3 separate regions of the Homo sapiens genome follow, and regions 2 and 3 are each linked to region 1. Evidence: read pairs that join two places in POLR2A ChIA-PET (ENCODE). Cell type or tissue: OCI-LY7. All regions are shown on one strand. Each heading gives the region's core, and the rest is flanking DNA. Links, peaks and the distances in the headings are about the cores only.

Region 1 (6,456 bases), core at 3,957-6,456:
GGATGTTACAATACGTATCCTTTTCCCTTGCTTGCTTTCTGTTTTTGGTCTCCAAGATGGAGTCCAGCTTTGTCGCCCAGGCTGGAGTGCAGTGGCACGATCTCGGCTCACTGCAACCTCCACCTCCCAGGTGCAAGCAATTCTCCTGCCTCAGCCGCCTGAGTAGCTGGGATTACAGGCGTATGCCACCATGCCTGGCTAATTTTTGTATTTTTAGTAGAGACGGGGTTTCACCATGTTGGTCAGGCTGGTCTCGAACTCCCGACCTCAAGTGATCCGCTTGCCTTGACCTCCCAAAGTGCTGTGATTACAGGTGTGAGCCACTGGGCCCAGCCTCGCTTTCTTTCTTTTTTTTTGAGATGGAGTCTCACTCTGTTGCCCAGGCTGGAGTGCAGTGGTATGGTCTTGGCTCGCTGACGCCTCTGCCTCCCGGGTTCAAGTGATTCTCCTGCCTCAACCTCCTGAGTAGCTGGGATTACAGTTGCCTGCCACCTCGCCCGTCTATTTTTTGTATTTTTAGTAGAGGTGGGGTTTCACCATATTGGCCAGGCTGGTCTCAAACTCCTGAACTCATGATCTGCCCACCTTGGCCTCCCAAAGTGCTGGGATTACAGGCATGAGCCACTGCACTCAGCCTGCTTTCTTAATTCCTCACTATTGACTAGTAAGCTTTTTCCATGCAAGCCCTATTCGAAACTCCTTGGCTTACAGCCACACTTAAACAGAGTGTTCTTTCATACTCTCCCATATGCTTGGGTCATCTTCTGTATGTAATATGTCAGTTGAGGGGTCCCCAGCCAGTCCTTCTTAAAGCCTGACTATTCACTTTGGCTCATTCCTTCAGTAACCATCCCTTATGCATTTACTATATGCCATGCATTGTGTGGAGAGAAAAGAGAAATGATAGGTCCCATCTTTCTCCAGAGATCGTGATTAATGGAGAGACAGTAAACATGAAGCATATTTGATTACAGTACATTGGATGGTAAGAGCTTGTATAGGAGCACCACTTGCCCCAGCATGGGGGAACTTGAGGAGATGATCCTTAAACCAAGCCTTGCAGGATGAGTTGAATTAAGTAGACAAAGAAGGAAAATGATGTTCTAGAGAGAAGGTATAGCATATAAAAAGGCTTAGTGACATGAGAGGGTTTGGTATATTTAGAGTGTTATAAGTTAGTTGCACAGTCAGTAGGACCTTGTGGGCATTTCTGGTTGGGAGGGAGAGGTCATAGGAACCTCTTCCTCAAAGTATAAAGCACCTGAAACTTGTCCCTTCATACTTAATTTTCTACCTCCTGCCATCTCTTTACTTTGAGTATAGTAAGAGCAAAATACCTACATAGATAGATCAGGGAACCCTAGGCTAGCTGTTTCCAAAGGTAAACATCCCTCATGTCCTACCCATAGTTGCCTCCCTAGCTCATTTGCAGAAAATGTTTTTGGATTGTCTGAAGGGTATTAAAAATCCCTATATAAGCATTTATCTTAGCATTTATGTTGTCAGTATTTACCTACTTTATGGTTTATTTTTCGTAAGTGGATTATATATTGACAGTTTCAAATGCTGATGGCAGGAGTTCTTTTTAAAAAGTAGGCCAGGCATGGTGGCTCGTGCCTGTAATCCCAACACTTTGGGAGGCCAAGGTGGGTGGATCACCTGAGGTCAGGAGTTTGAGACCAGCCTGACCAACATGGTGAAACCCCATCTCTACTAAAAATACAAAAACTAGCCAGGCATGGTGGCAGGCACCGGTAATCCCAGCTACTTGGGAGGCTGAGGCAGGAGAATCGCTTGAATCCAGGAGGCAGAGGTTGCAGTGAGCCAAGATTGCGCCACTGCACTCCAGCCTGGGCAACAAGAGCGAAACTCCGTCTCAAAAATAAATAAAATAAAATAAAATAAAATAAATAAATAAATAAATAAAAAGTCAGTATTCAGGAGCTGAACCCAGTCACTCTCCCACACTGCAAGACCATTACAGTAGTCCATATATGAAAAAAAAAATCATTATTCTTTTATGGTGCTTAGGAGAATACTAGGATAGGCACTATTGGAACTATTAGGAAATTTTAATGAAAAATGTTGATCATGCTGTCCTTAGGTTTCATCTCTAGATTCTTTGGGTTTTTTTGTGTCTGTTTATTCATGCTTTCCTCAAATTTTTTTAACTTAGAATTTTTAACTTTAAATTTTTCTGTATTGTATTTGCGTTGACTGTGGATTTCTCTCTGCCTTTGGAACATTTGTGCAAGGATGAGAGGGGATAGTTTAGATCCTCTAACTGCATATGCTGTAGGTTATAAAGCCACAGTAATGTGTTTCCTTTGCAGTTGTGCCTTCTATTCCTTGCTCCAGACTAGCTCTGATAGGGAAGATCATTCATCCTCAGCAACTCATGCACTCATTTATTCATGCTGCAATGGGAATGGTGATGGCCTGGTGTGCTGCAGTGATAACCCAGGGCCAGTACAGCTTTCTTGTGGTTCCCTGCACTGGTACTAACAGGTAATATTAAATATATATTTCCTTAGGAATCTCATTTACTTACTAAGCCAAAGGTGACCTATATAGGTTAATCCTATGAGTATTCTTTGCTTTCCAGACTTCTGCAAAAGGTGCTTTTTGCATATATCAAGTGTTTTTAATATTTTGTGTTTATTGATTTCAGCAATTAAAAAAATTTATTATGTGCAAGGTGCTATGCGATTTATGAGAGTGACTCAAACATAGACTATAAGCTCTTTGAGAGTTGAGAACAATAGAGAAATTAAGACATGGATGCAGAGGGATGTAATAGGATGAAGAAAGTGAGATGTGCAGACAAAACCTGTGGAGGTTCAGAAAACAAGAGGGATCCACACATGTTCTTGGAAGAGGTAGCATTTGGTTGGAGTTTGAAGGAAGGGTAGTATGGAAAGAATGAAGAAAAATTTTTAAAAATTATAACTGCCTTTTTATAGAGTGCTTTTATAATTTTGAAACTTGTATAGTTCTTGAACACATGGCATTGATACTAATTGCAAATTGATATTCTGACTTTAAAAATTAAAAAAGATTACTGGAAGCCAGGAGTGGTGGCATGTGCCTGTAGTCCCACTGCTTGGCAGGCTGAGGCAGGAGGATCCCTTGAGCTCAGGAATTAGAGGCTGCAGTGCCCTATGATTATGCCTGTGAATAGCTCCTGCACTCCAGCCTGGGCAGCATAGTGAGACCTTGTTTTTTTTTTTTTTTTTTTTAAACAAAGATGATTGGAGTGATCTTAAGTTCTCTATTTTCCACTGACTTTAAAACAGTGTTACATTATTACTACTGAATACTTGATTTTCTTTTTGCCTCCAGCTACTATTATATAAGGCAGGTTGTTTTTTCCCCCTTAATATCATAGGCTTTCTTTGGTAAAAACTGTCCTGTTGGTAAACATTAAATGATAAAAGACTGTGAGTACAGGACTACTATGAAAAAGGAAATCCCAAGTGCTCACCATGGATGAGTCTTGAATTCCTTTTTGCACTTCTCTTCCTAATGGAGGTGGCAGTGAAGTTCCAGGGAGCAGAAGGCAGCAGTAAGCTACAAGTTGTTGAAGACATTATAATGCCTATTACAAATATATTTCCTGATGATTTCACAGTCAGAATCTTTAACAAAACTAATCTTCATCATTTTGTAACTCGGAGTTCAGATAACAGTTAACCTTGAGTCTTACCTCTCATGGAGTTAGATGGTGGGGCAGGCCTACAACCTGTGTGCCTCTATTAAAAATTGAGTTCTACTGAATTTTGATGTTGGCTCTGTATACCCCCAGATATCTCATAGATCATAGAGATTCTCAAGAAACTCTCAAAGGAGTTTGAGAGCTTGTTGTTTACCAAATAGATCTTATGCTTATAATTAAAGCTATTGTAAAATGATAGGGTAGTGGCTTAAAGCAGTGTCCAGCAGGGGGATCCTCTTAGATTTGGGAAGCATCAGGAGTTCCTCTTCAGCAGGAGTCCTTCAGGCAGTTCAAACAGATGATAAGTCCCATAGCCACCTGGGAGCTGCAGTCTTGTCTGTGGATACCACTCAGCTACAAGGAGGAAAAAAAATCGGTATCGGACATGTATGGGACTCTATCTGCTTTAAAGGCCTTGTGCCCCACAAAATCCAGTAGCATCTCTTGTAGCAATTTTATGGGCACAGGATCCCCGTGAGGGAATACTCAGTTTTAAAGAGATAACACAAACCCAATGTTATGGCATCTCTATCAGGTATATATAACTTATTTACAGTTGCTGTCAGCCCAGACACTTGTAAGCAATACTGCTTGTTATTATGGTAGATATACTTAATCATGTCAGATTTCCAGGGGAACAGAGGTAGAATTAATTAAAGATCAGAGTCTCATGATTCAGGAAAAAAGGTTTTGTTAATCTTGTTCACACTTACTGAAAACGAGCCATCTTGTTAGAATTTGGGACATTTCTTAAGTCATTAAAGTAATTAAGCTTTGCCTTCAGTAAACATTGAGCCTAAAACAGTGATACATGTCCCTGACTGTTGAATTAATAACTTAATTTTTTCCCTTCAGCTTTGGTAGCCCTGCTGCGCAAACCTGCTTAAATGAATATCATCTTTTTTTCCTACTGACTGGAGCATTTATGGGCTATAGCTATAGCCTCCTGTATTTTGTTAACAACATGAACTATCTTCCATTTCCCATCATACAGGTAAGATCATTTGAGCATTACTTGATGTCAAAATTTGGCTGAGGTAAAATTGCCTTGGTGCATATGTATATAACTGGATTTATCTGATTCATTCAAGATTTGATAACCAACACTTAGAACTGAAATCCTCAAAATGCCATTTAGCGAGAAGAGATTTGTCTTCATGAGACTTAAGCATATTTTTGAGAGTTGCAGCTACCTTTTCCTGTTGCCAATCTCAGAATACCTCTTTGCTACACTGTTTCCCTCCCTGCTAGGTAGTGGCACTTGCTGTGACCCAGCAGGGTTTGGGGAAGATGATGATGACATTCATGCAAAGTACTCTGTGTAGCTTCTTTTTTTTTGGAGACAGTCTCGCTTCTTTGCCCAGGCTGGAGTGCAATGGCGCAATCTCGGCTCACTGCAACCTCCGCCTCCTGGGTTCAAGCAATTCTCCTGCCTCAGCCTCCACATGCCATCACGCCCAGTTCATTTTTGTGTTTTTAGTAGTGACGGGGTTTCACCATATTGGCCAGGGTGGTCTTGAACTCCTGACCTCAAGTAATCCCCCCACCTCAGCCTCCCAAAGTGCTGGAATTACAGGCATGAGCCACCACGCCCAGCCGCTGCTCTTTTTTTCTTTTTTGAGACAGAGTCTCACTCTGTCACCCAGGCTGGAGTGCAGTGGCGTGGTCACGGTTCACTGCAGCATCACCTGCTGGCTCAAGCCATCCTCCCACCTCAGTCTGCCCGAGTATCTGGGACTACAGGTGTGCACCACTGTGCCTGGCTAATTTTTGTATTTTTTGTAGAGATGGGGTTTCTCCATGTTGCCCAGGCTGGTCTCCAGCTCCTGGGCTCAAGCTATCTGCCTGTGTTGATCTCCCAAAGTGCTGGGATTACAGGTGTGAGCCATCGTGGATGGCCTGCTGGCTTCTTTTTGAACTTAGAACCTTGTGAGTTTGGGGATGTGCAAGTAATTTTAGAACATATCACTTACTGTCTCCTATCATTTTCAGAACAAGGCAAAGTTTGTATAAATAAAACAGTTTCAGCTGGTTTGAGTGGTAGAGTATAAACTACCTTTCAGTTAAGTCTTAAAAATGTAATCTGGTAGGAGTCATTCCTGGAACTGAGAAGCACTCCTCTGGCAGGAGAGGGAAAGGTGGCTGAGATGTCTCACAGATGCATCAGGGCTCTTCGCAGCCTGTTTCTGCTGCTCCTCATTCGCACAATTCTATTACTTGCTTCATTCATGCCCTGGCAGGCTGAAGACTGGGCATTGGAGCAAAAATGTTAGAACTAGCCTCCCTCCCACTAGGACTCAGTCTGGTGGGGAGGGAGGGATATGTAAACAAATGGTATATTATTATAAGAGTATAACATATAAGAATGTGTTGGATTAACTAAAGTTTTTGGCTGGGCACATTGGCTTGTGCCTATAATCCAAGCACTTTGGGAGGCTGAGGTGGGAGGATTTCTTAAGCCCAGGACTTTGAGACCAGTCTGGGCAACATGGCTAGACCGTGTCTCTCTCTCTCTCTTTTTAAATTTCTTTTTCTTTTTTCTTTTTTTTTTTTTTTTCGAGAAAGGTTCTTGCTCTGTCACTCAGGCTGGAGCGCAGTAGCACGATCATCGCTCACTGCAGCTTTGACCTCCTGGCTCGAACAGTCCTCCTACCTCAGTCCTCCTGAGTAGCTGGGGCTACTGGCATGCACCACCAAGCCTGGCTACTTTTGTATTTTTTGTAGAGTGGGGTCTAGCTATG
Region 2 (4,864 bases), core at 256-2,755, 50 kb before region 1:
GTAAAGTAAAAAAATAAACCACAGACCAGGGGACATACTTCCAATGCATATAACCAACAAACAGTGAGAAACAAGAATATATGTCGAACTCCCACAAATTAGAAGAATAAACCAAGCAACTCTGGGGAAAAAATTGCCAATAAATATATGAAAAGATGCTTAGCCCCACCTGCAACCAGAGAAATAAAAAGTAAAATAAGATTATTTATGCTCATTATTTTAGTAAACATACACAGTTTGGCTTGTCTTCATTTATTCATTCAATTCATTCAACAAACATTGAGCTCTTGCTATTGTACTGGAGATACAGCAGTGAAAACATAAAAATCTCTACCCTTAGGCAATTTTTAATTTACTGAGCTTAACAATAAGCAAAGAAAAGTAAAATATATAGTTTTCTAGTAATGAATGCTTAGGTGAAAATTTAATAGCAGAGAGAAGAAGGACATGAAGTGTTTGTATAAATGGGTGAATTTGAAAATTTAAAAAGGTGAATTTTGAGTAATGACCTGAAGTAATTGGGAGTGATTTATGTAGATATCTAAGGGAAGAGCACTTGAAACAGAAGGATCAGCAAGTGCAAAGGCCCTGAGGCAAGAGCTAGCCTAGTACATTCAAAGAACCTCAAGAGGCTATTGCGACTGGATGAGAGTGAACAGGGGGACCTAGAAGGAGATGAGGTGAGAGAGACAGTGTGGAGGGACAGGTAAGGTCTCATAAGTCACAGTGAGGACTTTGGCATTTGCTTGAATGCAAAGCCATTGGAGAGTTTGGACAGACGAGTAACATACTTTTTTGTTTTTTGAGACTGGGTCTTGCTCTGTTGCCCAGGCTGGAGTGCAGTGGCTCGATAATGGCTCACTGCAGCCTCAAAATCCTGGGCTCAAGCCATCCTCCCCCACCTCATCTTCATGAGTATCTGGGACTACAGGCATGTGCCACCATGCCTGGATAATGTTTGTATTTTTTGTAGAGACAGGGTCTCACTATGTTGTCCAGGCTGGCCTCAAACTCCTGGCCTCAAGCAATCCTCCTGCCTTACCCTCCCAAAGTGCTGACCTTACAGGCATGAGCCACTGCCCCAAGCCAGGAGTGACATACTCTAAGTCAGATTTCATGAACATTGATATTAAGTGTGGCCAAGGATATGGAGCAGTGGAAACTTTTGTATGGTAGGTATGTAACTGGTGGGTATGTAACTGGTACACAAATTGGAGCAGTTTGAAGATGCTTATACCCTATAATTCAGCAGTTTCACTCCTAGGTAGATAATTTTAGAGGAATTCACATATATATGGAACAACATATAGAAGAATATTATCCACTGTAGCAGTATTGCTTGTAATAGCAAATATTTAGAAACAACCAAGATATCCATCAGCAGGAGAATGGATACATTGTGCTACTATATTTATACATGGAATTCTGTAGTTAAAAAAATGAATGAGAGCTAAAAGCATAAATATAGATAAATCTTAGCACAATGATTTTAAAAAGCATGTTGTGGAAGGATATGAATAGAATGATACCATTAAAAATATATATATATTTTTTGAGACAGAGTCTCACTCTGTCACCCAGGCTGGAGTGCAAAGGCGCAATCTCGGCTCACTGCAACCCCTGAGTCCTGGGTTCAAGTGATTCTCCTGCCTCAGCCTTCCCGAGTAGCTGGGACTACAGGCATGTGCCACCACGCCAGCTAATTTTTGTATTTTTAGTAGAGACGGAGTTTTACCATGTTGGCCAGGCTGGTCTCAAACTCCTAACCTCAAATGGTCTGCCTGCCTCAGCCTCCCAAAGTGCTGGGATTATAGGTGTGAACCACCATGCCCGGCCTAAAAATATTTTTTAAAAGTGACATGCTAGGTAACCAGTGTTTGTGTTATTCTTCGTGCTTTTCTGTATGTTAGAAATATTTCATAATATAAAAATGCATAATATGAAATTTTAATTATAAATACAACCTAAATTAAGGCTCTCTCCCACCCCCAACCCATAATAAGAGTAGGAATTTGGCAGGAAACGGAGAAGGCAGTATGAAGCAACATGGCAGGTCCTGGGATGAGTGGGTGTCGTAAGTCTCTGGAGTCCAGCCTTCCACTGGGGGTAGCTGGAGAAGTTACAGAGCCCAGATCCTGGGGCCTTTTATATCAGCCTCAGGAATTAGGATTTTGTCCTTAAGCAGTGGAGGTTCAGTGAAGGGTTGCAAACGGGGGAGAGGGATGATAATAGGAGAGGGACAAAAATGCTAAGGGCTGGGAAAGTTATCTTGCTTGTGTCCAAGGATGAGCATTGGGCCACATAGAGGTAGTGGGTGGGCAGGTGTTGGACCTTTCAGGCCACCTGAAAATATTGTTTCTCCAGCTGTTCCCGTGCCAGAGTTGTTAGGTAGCTTAGAGCATGGGGCAGCTAGAGAATGCTAGATAAGTCTTCACATTAGTATACATATCTTCCCATACCAGCCTGCCTTTAAAAAAGTTAATTAATATTTTAGTGAAAGGGTTTCATCATGTTGCCCAGGCTGGTCTTGAACTCCTGAGCTCAAGTGATCTGCCTGCCTCAGCCTCCCAAAGTGCTGGGATTATAGGTGTGAGCCACCGCATTCCCCCCCGCCCCCACTTTTTTTTTTTTTGAGATGAGGTCTTGCTGTGTTGCCAAGGCTGGAGTGCGGTAGCTATTCAGAGGCATGATCATAGCTCCCTGCTGCCTCAAACTCCTAGCCTCAAGTGACCCTCTCACCTCAGTGTCCTGAGTAGCTGGGACTACAGGCTTAAGCCACCAGGCCCAATTCACAGGCTTCCTGTTGCCCTCAAGATAAATTCCTAACTCAACAGGGCTTCTAAGACCCTTCATGATCTGACTCTGGCCCATCTCTTCAATCTCTGGCTACTCCTGACCTGAAGCTTGGCCTCGAACTGGTACCTCTTACTTCAGTCTCTGCTCCTGCTATTCCCTCTTCACGGACCTCTCTTCTCTTCTGTCCTCACTTGGTGAACTCCTGTTCTTCTTTAGATCCCAGCTTACACATCCCTTTCTCTAGGTTTTCCACCTTCCCTATATGCTCCCATAGGCACCCTGTACTACCTTCTGAGATTAGATATTTTATTGATCGTCTCCCCGGAGTGCATGGGTGCACTAGAGGCAGTGACTGTGTCTCTGTTGCCCATCATCGTGTCCCCAGCAGAGGGTAGTGGGTACTTAGTAAATAATGACTGAGAGGACATAATATTCTTGGTTTTCTAGTTATTTGGGTATTGTAAGTTAATATTTTGGCCACTTGTGGTCATACCCTTGGATGGTCTCAGCTCATCTATAACACATGGTCAGATTTATTCATTCAGTAAAGCTTTTTGGCTATAGGGGCTTTGTGGGGTTTTTTGTTTGTTGTTGGTTTTTTTTGCCACTCTTATGTGTGGTCACTCAGAATAATACTGTGAGATTTAGTCCTTGTCTACAGCAGAAAGCTTTCAGTCTAGTGAGTAAAGAGGCAGTTTGTGGAGAGCTAATATTGGTGACTTTTTGAAGCATACCCATTTGATTGCTTGTGTTCCTTTTCCCACCTTCAGGGGCCAGTGCTTGCCTTTGAAAAGTACTAATCTGTTTCTGCTAGTCATCTCACCTATGACAGTAATGTTCGTAATTTTGTGACGTGTCAAGGTACCTGAAATTATCCCAAAGGGTGTTGCAAAATATTAGTGAAATTGAAAAATGAAATTCATACAATTTATTAAAATCTCTCAATCTAAAGATAGTATTTGTTCTACATAGTACTTTTTCTAGATGGGGAGAGACAAGGATAGTGTTCACGAAATCATGCAAATAATGAAAGAGGTTTGTAAAGCATGGTCCACTCATCTGCTCAGTGGTATATCTTAAAACCATTGAAAAAGAACAAGCTGATTTTTATGAGTAGCTGTGATAGACTCACCAGGCTATATTAAGGTGAAAATAGAAGGGTACACAGGAGGACATATATGTATGTTATCATCTGTATAAAATATGCACATATACACATGCATTTGCTTATATACATGAGTGGAATATTCCTAGCAGGTTTCATCAGAAACTGCTTACTTTGGTGAGCTTTAGGGAGGAAAGATAGAGAGCCGGGGCACAGAGAGGGAGTGGATCTTGCTGTTCTCCATATTCCCTTTGTACCTTTTGAAACACTGGACCATATACATATATTACTTTTTTTAATTTTTAATTTTAATTTTTGTGGGTAGACAGTAGGTGTATATAGTGCATTGTATTACTTTTTCATTAAAAAAAAAAAGAAAAAGCCTTAAGCACACACACACACACACACACACACTGACACTCAACACAACCGTGGTGAACTGGTAGGTTTAATCGACTCTGCCCTCATGTGTTCTGTTTGCCCTGCTCTTTCTGTATGCTGCACAAGCTCTGTCTGATTTAACTTCTTTCTCTGTGATGCTAACATTTGGCACTTAGATAAGCGAAGTAATCTTTACTTCATGTATTCTGGTGGAAGGTTTAATAAAAAGCCTGTGAATTTTTCTTTGTCGGTGGTGATCCTCCAACAAAAGAAGCTATACAGAAATCAGTGTCTTCATTCACCTAATTGTGGAAGGCGTTTTGGCCTTTGGATTGGAGTACCAACACCCCACCTTCTTTAAGGCAGCTAATTACTGAGATGTGTGTTTGACCTTTGAAAAAAAAATTTCCCTTCAGCAAGTGTTGATCCCATCTAGAAAATTCATTTTCTTTTGCTAACATGAATACAAGAGGAAGATAAGAAATTCTGTAAGAATCTAAAGGCTTATGCTTCATTTTCTTGTTTCTGAATTTTCTGGTTTCCTTTGCAGGCCCCTTTTGGATATGTGCCACGTTGGTCTTT
Region 3 (6,456 bases), core at 1-2,500, 71 kb after region 1:
GCTTGAGCCCAGGAGTTGGAGACCAGCCTGGGCAACATGGCGAAACCTTGTCTCTACAAAAACTACAAAAAGTAGCTGGGAATGGTGGCGTGTGCCTGTAGTCCCAGGTACTCAGGAGGCTGAGGCAGGAGGATCACTTGAGTCTGTGGTGGGGTGGGGTGGGGTGGGGTTGGGGGAGGCAAGGCTGCAGTAAGCCATGTTCACACCGCTGCATTCCAGCCTGGGCAACAGAGTGAGACCCAGTCAAAAAAAAAAATTGCATTTCGATACAAAATCTCCCTTTTTGAAGTGTTGGCAACTAATTAATTCAAAACAAAACAATGAATGTCAAACTAAACTACATAGCCTATTACTGCCAGTTTACAACTTCTGTTTTATTTCCTACCTTAAGAGGTGGGAATGTGTTTTACATCTGAATATTCCAGTCAGTAGTCTCTTGAGCGGCCTCCTCCATCAGGCACACTTCTCCTTGAAGAAAAGACTCCTGACTAGGTCCTAATTGGATTTCTGGGCCCTATCTGTAAGAAGTTTGCAGGGTTTTTAAAGCCTTCTTTGTAGTTGGCTGTTCACCCCAGCTGAATCAGACATGTGCTCCCAGAGATTTTTTTTCCCTCCTTTTGTTGTAACATTCTTAATGATGCGTTCTGACTTTTTCACTCTGTTTTCCTCACATTTGTCACCACTTTTGCTTTTGGATCTTCATGCTGGAAAATCTGAGGCTTACATGGAAGATTGATTTTTAATGCCCCTTGCGTTGTTTTTCTGCTGGAACATTTGCATGCAATTATGACATTTTAAAAATAAGAGACTATGGGGCTTGAAAAAAGAATCTTCTGGGCGGATGAGCAAATGGAAAGACTGGCCTTTAATTCTGTTAACATCCCAATTACATCGTGGTAACCCTTGTGACGATTTCTGTCCCTTGTAATGCAACACCTGGTTTTTGTTCTAGGGACAAGGACCAAGCCTGGCTCACTCAACCCTTGCTCAATCATGGAAGAGGTGATTGGAAGGCTTGTGTTTTCCACTGGCCAGCAGAGGTCACTATTTCAAAGTGGTTAGAGGAAAAGTTGTCTGCTGTCCACACCATTTCTCTTTGGTTTGGGGGAGGTTTTATTCACAGTACTGGTGGGTTATTTTTTTAGTCATACTTCTCTATATTTTCCAAATGTTCTACACAATGAATTATTTGCATATAGTATATTGAAAAGTGCTGATGACTTGAGTAGGCTTCTGTGTGGCTAGTTGCTTATGGAGTGACAGTAACTACTATTTATTGAGCACTTACTATGTGCTGGACCCTGTGTTCCTCATTTTACAGGCATTATCTTTAACAGCAATCTATCCTCCAGGGTCGTTGTGAGGTTACTTCAGAGGAGCTTGAGGGGAGGAGAAGTGAAATGATGTGCCTAAGGATACACAGCTAGAAGAGACAGATTCATATACAGGGAGATATGTCTTCAAAACCAAACTCGAGTTTCTTGAGAGCTATATTTTTTTCCCCCAAAGGAGAACTATTTTAGCAGCTTGAAGCAGCAATCGCCAAAAATGTATGAGAGGAGTATGTATTTTTGAAGCAAAATCTTAGAGATTGACTTTTTTTTTTTTTTTTTTTTTTCAAAATTCAGCCACTATCTGCTTGAAGAAGCTAGGTGTTGCTTCTTGGTCTTCTTTGAAAATGGAACCTGGGGTGTTCTGTCAGGCTTTGCTCCTTCTCCAGATGAAAACAAATATTAGGAGTGCGTTGTTTCAAAAAAATGTCCTGAGCTTAAGACCTCTTTAGTGAGTAGAGTTTACTAAGAGATTTATTATTTCAGTTTACAAGGCCAACTGAAAACCTCTTAACTTGAAAAGATATAGACTGTTTGTGAATGAAAAGATAAATCTGTTTTAGTGGACTTTTATTTGTATTTTAAAATTAACCACCAGGATTTTCCATAAAGCTAGAGTGTTAAGAGAAGACAATTGTGTTCGTCACTGGACAATGAGTGGTCAATTTGACCCTCCTCTTCTCACTGAGGAGGTGATATGAGAATAGTAAGAAAAGGCTTTGGCCAGGCACAGTGGCTCACGCCTATAATCCCAGCACTTTGGGAGGCTGAGGCGGGCGGATCATGAGGTCAGGAGTTTGAGACCAGCCCGGCCAACATGGTGAAACGCTGTCTCTACTAAAAATACAAAAATTAGCTGGGCATGGTGGCGGGCGCCTGTAATCCCAGCTACTTGGGAGGCTGAGGCAGGAGAATTGCTTGAAACTGGGAGGAGGAGGTTGCCGTGAGCCGAGATTAGACCAGTGCACTCCAGCCTGGGTGAAAGAGTGAAACTCCGTCTCAAAAAAAATAAAAAAGAAAAAAAAAGGAAAAGAAAAGGCTTTATATTTGGGGGGCTGCCACAAAAGACATTGGATTCTGGAGTCTTACAAACTTGTCTGGTGTACTGCTCTCCATTATTCCTATTTCAAAATGTTTAATGTCTTGTGGTTGTTATTAACGATATAATGACTATTAGAATAGAAAACCTTATTGCCTTTTAGATCTTCTCAGTTAACTGATAAGAAGAAGCTGGCTTATCTTTGTTGTCAGCAAATATTTAGCAAGCTTTCACAGGGATAGCAAGCGGCTCCAATAGTAATATTTGTGCATGGAGCAAATGCACCTGGATTCCAATTAGAGGCAAAGTGACATAGTTAAAAGGGCACAGACTTAGCATTCATTTACTCATTCATTCAATCATTCATATGTATGCTAGGCCTAGGGTGCTAGACACTATTCTGGGTGCTGGGAACACAACAGTCAACAACACAAATGAGCTTACCCTTCTAGTGGGTGGAGAGAGAATGAATATAAACAAATGCAATGTGGTGGTGAGTGCACTGAGGAACAAGTAGACAGTAAATAGTAGAGTGGCTTTCCATTTTATTTGTATTTTTATTTTTTGAGACAGGGTCTCACTCTGTTGCCCAGGCTGGAGTGCAGTGGTGTGATCACAGCATGATCATAGCTCACTGCAGCCTCCATCTCCTGGGCTCAGGCGATCCTCCTGCTTCAGCTTCTTGAATGGCTGGGACTACAGTCACATGCTACTACACCCAGCTAATTTTTTGTAGAGATGGAGTCTCACCATGTTGCCCAGGCTGGTCTCAAACTCCTGGGCCCAAGTGATCCTCTCACCTTGGCCTCCCAAAGTGTTGGGATTACAGGCATGAGCCACCGCACCTGGCTGGTTTTCCATTTCAGATAGGGTGGTCCAGGAAGGTCCCCCGATAAAATGATGTTTGGGCAGAGACCTGAATGAGGTAAGGGAGAGAATATGTAGGTACCTGAGGGGTGAGTTCCAAAACACAGAACGGTCCCAAGGCAGGCATATACCTGATAAGTTCAAGGGATAGCAAAGAGGGCAGGGTGGCCAGGCGCAGTGGATGAGGTGGAGTGTGGTAATGTGAACAAGATGGGGGCCAGGACAAGCTCACTCAGGCCAGGTAGGCTACAGGAAGGACCTTGCTCCCGCTTCGAGTCAGGGACAGCCATTGGGAAGTTCTGAGCAAAGGAGTAAGATGTGTTGAATTACCTTTAAGAAATAATTTAGTCTGACTGTTCTGTGGAAAAGAGACTGGAGACCGTGGGTGGCAGGCAAGAATGAAAGAAGGTTAGGAGACCACTGCTGTAACCAGATGAGAGAGGATGGTGGCTGGGCCCAGGGTGAGATGCAGACAGATTTGATCTATTTTGAAGGAAGAGGTGACAAGCACTGCTGGTGGAATGGTTGTGGAGTGTGAAAGAGAAAGTCGCTAGTATTGACTCCAAGGTTTTTGGCCTGAGCAGCTGGTAGAATGGAACTGCCATTTAGTGAGATGGAGGAAGCAAGATGGGTTAGTTAAGTCTGGCTGCATGTAAATGAAAACTCAGAATAATGGTGATTTAAGTGACACAGTTATTTTTTTTTTCTCACATAAAAGAAGATCCAGAAATAGGCTGTCCAGAATGGCTATGGTGACTCCCTGAGGTTATCAGGGATTCAGGCTCATTCTAGCTCTCCACGTAGCCAGCCCCAAGGTGTGGTCCTGACTCTTGTGGTCCCACATGGCTCCTGGAACCACAGCCTTCATGCCTTCCTTCCAGGCAACAGGAAGAAGGAAGGGGAGGGAAAATAGCATCCTCCCTCCCTTTTAGGAACACTTCCTGAAAGTGCACATACTTAACGCTTAGCATCTCATTGGCCAAAGTGGTCCCATGGCCACATCTGGTTGCAAGGGAGTCTAGGAAATGTCTTTTAGAGGTTGATTGTAACCCATTAATAGAATTGGGGTTCTGCTACTGGAGAAAAATGAAAGGATGAATATAAAGGTAGGCTTCCAGCTGTCTCTGAGAGTTGGGTTTCGGAAATAATGAGTTCTAGTCTTATCTCTGGCACTATCTAGCTCTGTGAACTTCAGCTAAGATTTCACATCACTTATCTATTTCGACTGAAAAATCAAAGAATTGGACTGAATGATTTTGAAGTTCCCTTCTAACTGTAACATTGCATGAGTGTTTGAATTTGGGATGCAGTAAGGTAAGTTTGGTTTCATAAAAGAAATAAAATGTCTTTGAAGAGCGGATTATGCGAGATGTCTATTAAACGTCTTAAAACTGATTTTTTAATTGAAAAATTCATTTCAAACTTATTCATGAATACAATTCCATTCCTCTATTTATTAAAATGCTTTCTGGATACAGGTCTAGATGACTTTAATATGTGCCTGGAAAACAGCATAGGAATTACATAATACTAGTGTGTACTGGATGAGTCTTCTGTTTATTTTATAAGAAACATTTTAAATAAAAATAATCAACTATTCTGTTCCTTACTCCATATATGCATTTGGTTCAGCCTCATTTACCAACTTGTTGATCTGTTGAATCAATTTTGTACATGGGTTCATATCCACAAATTGCTGAACATGTTCGATACACATACAAAGTCCCTGCCTTCAAGGGGTCTGCAGTTTATTAGTGGGAATACAGTAAATACACAAATGGGTAAGTAACACAGCAGAGAATAGGTGCTCTGAGAAGGGCAATGACTCCACAGTTCACAGGAAGGAGTTATGGTGAAGGCTTTGTGCTTTTGGTGTTTGGTTGGGAGGGGAAGCCTTAAGTGGAGAAGGGGCCACTTGGAGATCTGGGTGGGCTGGGATGGGAGTGGTCAGCCAGGAAGGCATTCTAGGGGAAAGGAGAGGAAGGGACAGGTGACAGAGAATGGTCCAGATCAGCTGGAGATGAGGTGTGGTAGTGTGGTGGAAAGATGGTGGTATTTAGGGTCAAGCCTGACTCTGCCACTTGCTGGTTCTGAGGTCTTGAGCAAGTCACTTAGCCTCCTTGGGATCTCACTTCCACATCTGTAATAGGAAACAATACTACCCTGTTCATACGACTGTCCTGTGTATTGCTGTATGTACACAGCATTGTCTGCATTAATGTATGGAAAAGCACCTGCCACAGGGCCTGGGACTGTGTGCTTCCATAATAAGTAACAGGCCCTTCCTTACATATCTATAGCAAATATTGTCCGTTATAATTGTTTAAGCTATCAGATCTTATTGTCCTCATTAGCAGCATTTGACATGCATATTATAGTAAGTCTGATTCTGTTTCTCTATAAAGACAGTGATGAGCTGAGAGCCAATGAAAGTTTCTCTAGAAAAGCCATTGCAGCGATGAGCATGAGGAAGAGATATAGCTTAATGACTTGGTAATGGTGATGTTGACTTTGCTTCTGGAAACCACCACTGAGGACTAAGAATGCCTTGGGCCTCCCAGGGGAGGTTCCAAACCCTAAAACTGCTATTTTCCTAGATGCCCAGACATTGCTTCCCTTCACTCCCATCACCCAGGTGTATTAAGTTTGCCTCCTAAATAAAGCTATGTCCCAGCCACTTCTCCTGGAGTCCAGGCTCCTCATCTTTGGGACTTCTGACTGTGCATTCAGCACCTACTCTTGCCTCTTTCTTAGCCCATTTCCCACATGACACTGGAATGCTACTTTCTTTTTACTTTTCTTTCTTTCTTTCTTTCTTTTTTTTTTGAGACAGGGTCTCGCTCTGCTGCCCAGGCTGAAGTGCAGTGGCACAATCACGGCTCACTGCAGCTTTGACTTCCTGGGCTCCAGCAATCCTCCCACCTCAGCATCCCGAGTGGCTGAGACCACAGGTGTGTGTCACCACACCTGGCTAAATTTTTAAATCTTTTGTAAAGACAGGGTTTCACCATGTTGCTCAGGCTGGTCTCGAACTCCGGGGCTCAACTAATCCTCCCATCTGGGCCTCCCAAAGTGGTAGGATTACAGTTGTGAGCCACTGCACCTGGCCTTTTCTTTCTTCCTTCCTTCCTTTTCTTTCTTTCTTTCTTTCTCTCTCTCTCTCTCTCCTTTCTTCCTTCCTTCCTTCCTTTTCTTTCTTTCTTTCTTGAGATGAGGTCT

What was found. ChIA-PET counts read pairs that join two places held together with the same protein. Peaks named below come from ENCODE experiments on the same cell type or tissue, not always from the same donor. Only the 100,000 strongest peaks of a DNase experiment are listed, where the experiment ranks them.
Region 2: POLR2A ChIA-PET joins it to region 1 with 5 read pairs; 8 of 35 experiments call an interaction of 5 or more read pairs at or near these places.
Region 3: POLR2A ChIA-PET joins it to region 1 with 8 read pairs; 7 of 35 experiments call an interaction of 5 or more read pairs at or near these places.

The regions. Positions count from the first base shown.
Region 1 is chr1:53,824,051-53,830,506 of GRCh38, reverse strand. It overlaps NDC1 (NDC1 transmembrane nucleoporin), which reads left to right. Exons shown (of 18, transcript NM_018087.5): 4 at 2,334-2,508; 5 at 4,571-4,709. Among named protein-coding and RNA genes, the nearest start is that of NDC1, 11 kb to the left of the region's middle. In OCI-LY7, for the core only: no CTCF peak of the experiment used is centred there; DNase peaks (open chromatin) are centred at 4,986 and 5,406; H3K4me3 peaks cover 849 bases; H3K27ac peaks cover 2,025 bases.
Region 2 is chr1:53,871,457-53,876,320 of GRCh38, reverse strand. YIPF1 (Yip1 domain family member 1) reads left to right here. Exons shown (of 11, transcript NM_018982.5): 7 at 4,833-4,864. Among named protein-coding and RNA genes, the nearest start is that of YIPF1, 16 kb to the left of the region's middle. In OCI-LY7, for the core only: no CTCF peak of the experiment used is centred there; no DNase peak of the experiment used is centred there.
Region 3 is chr1:53,749,471-53,755,926 of GRCh38, reverse strand. No RefSeq gene overlaps it. Among named protein-coding and RNA genes, the nearest start is that of GLIS1, 14 kb to the right of the region's middle. In OCI-LY7, for the core only: a CTCF peak has its summit at 1,032 (motif pointing right); a DNase peak (open chromatin) is centred at 1,036.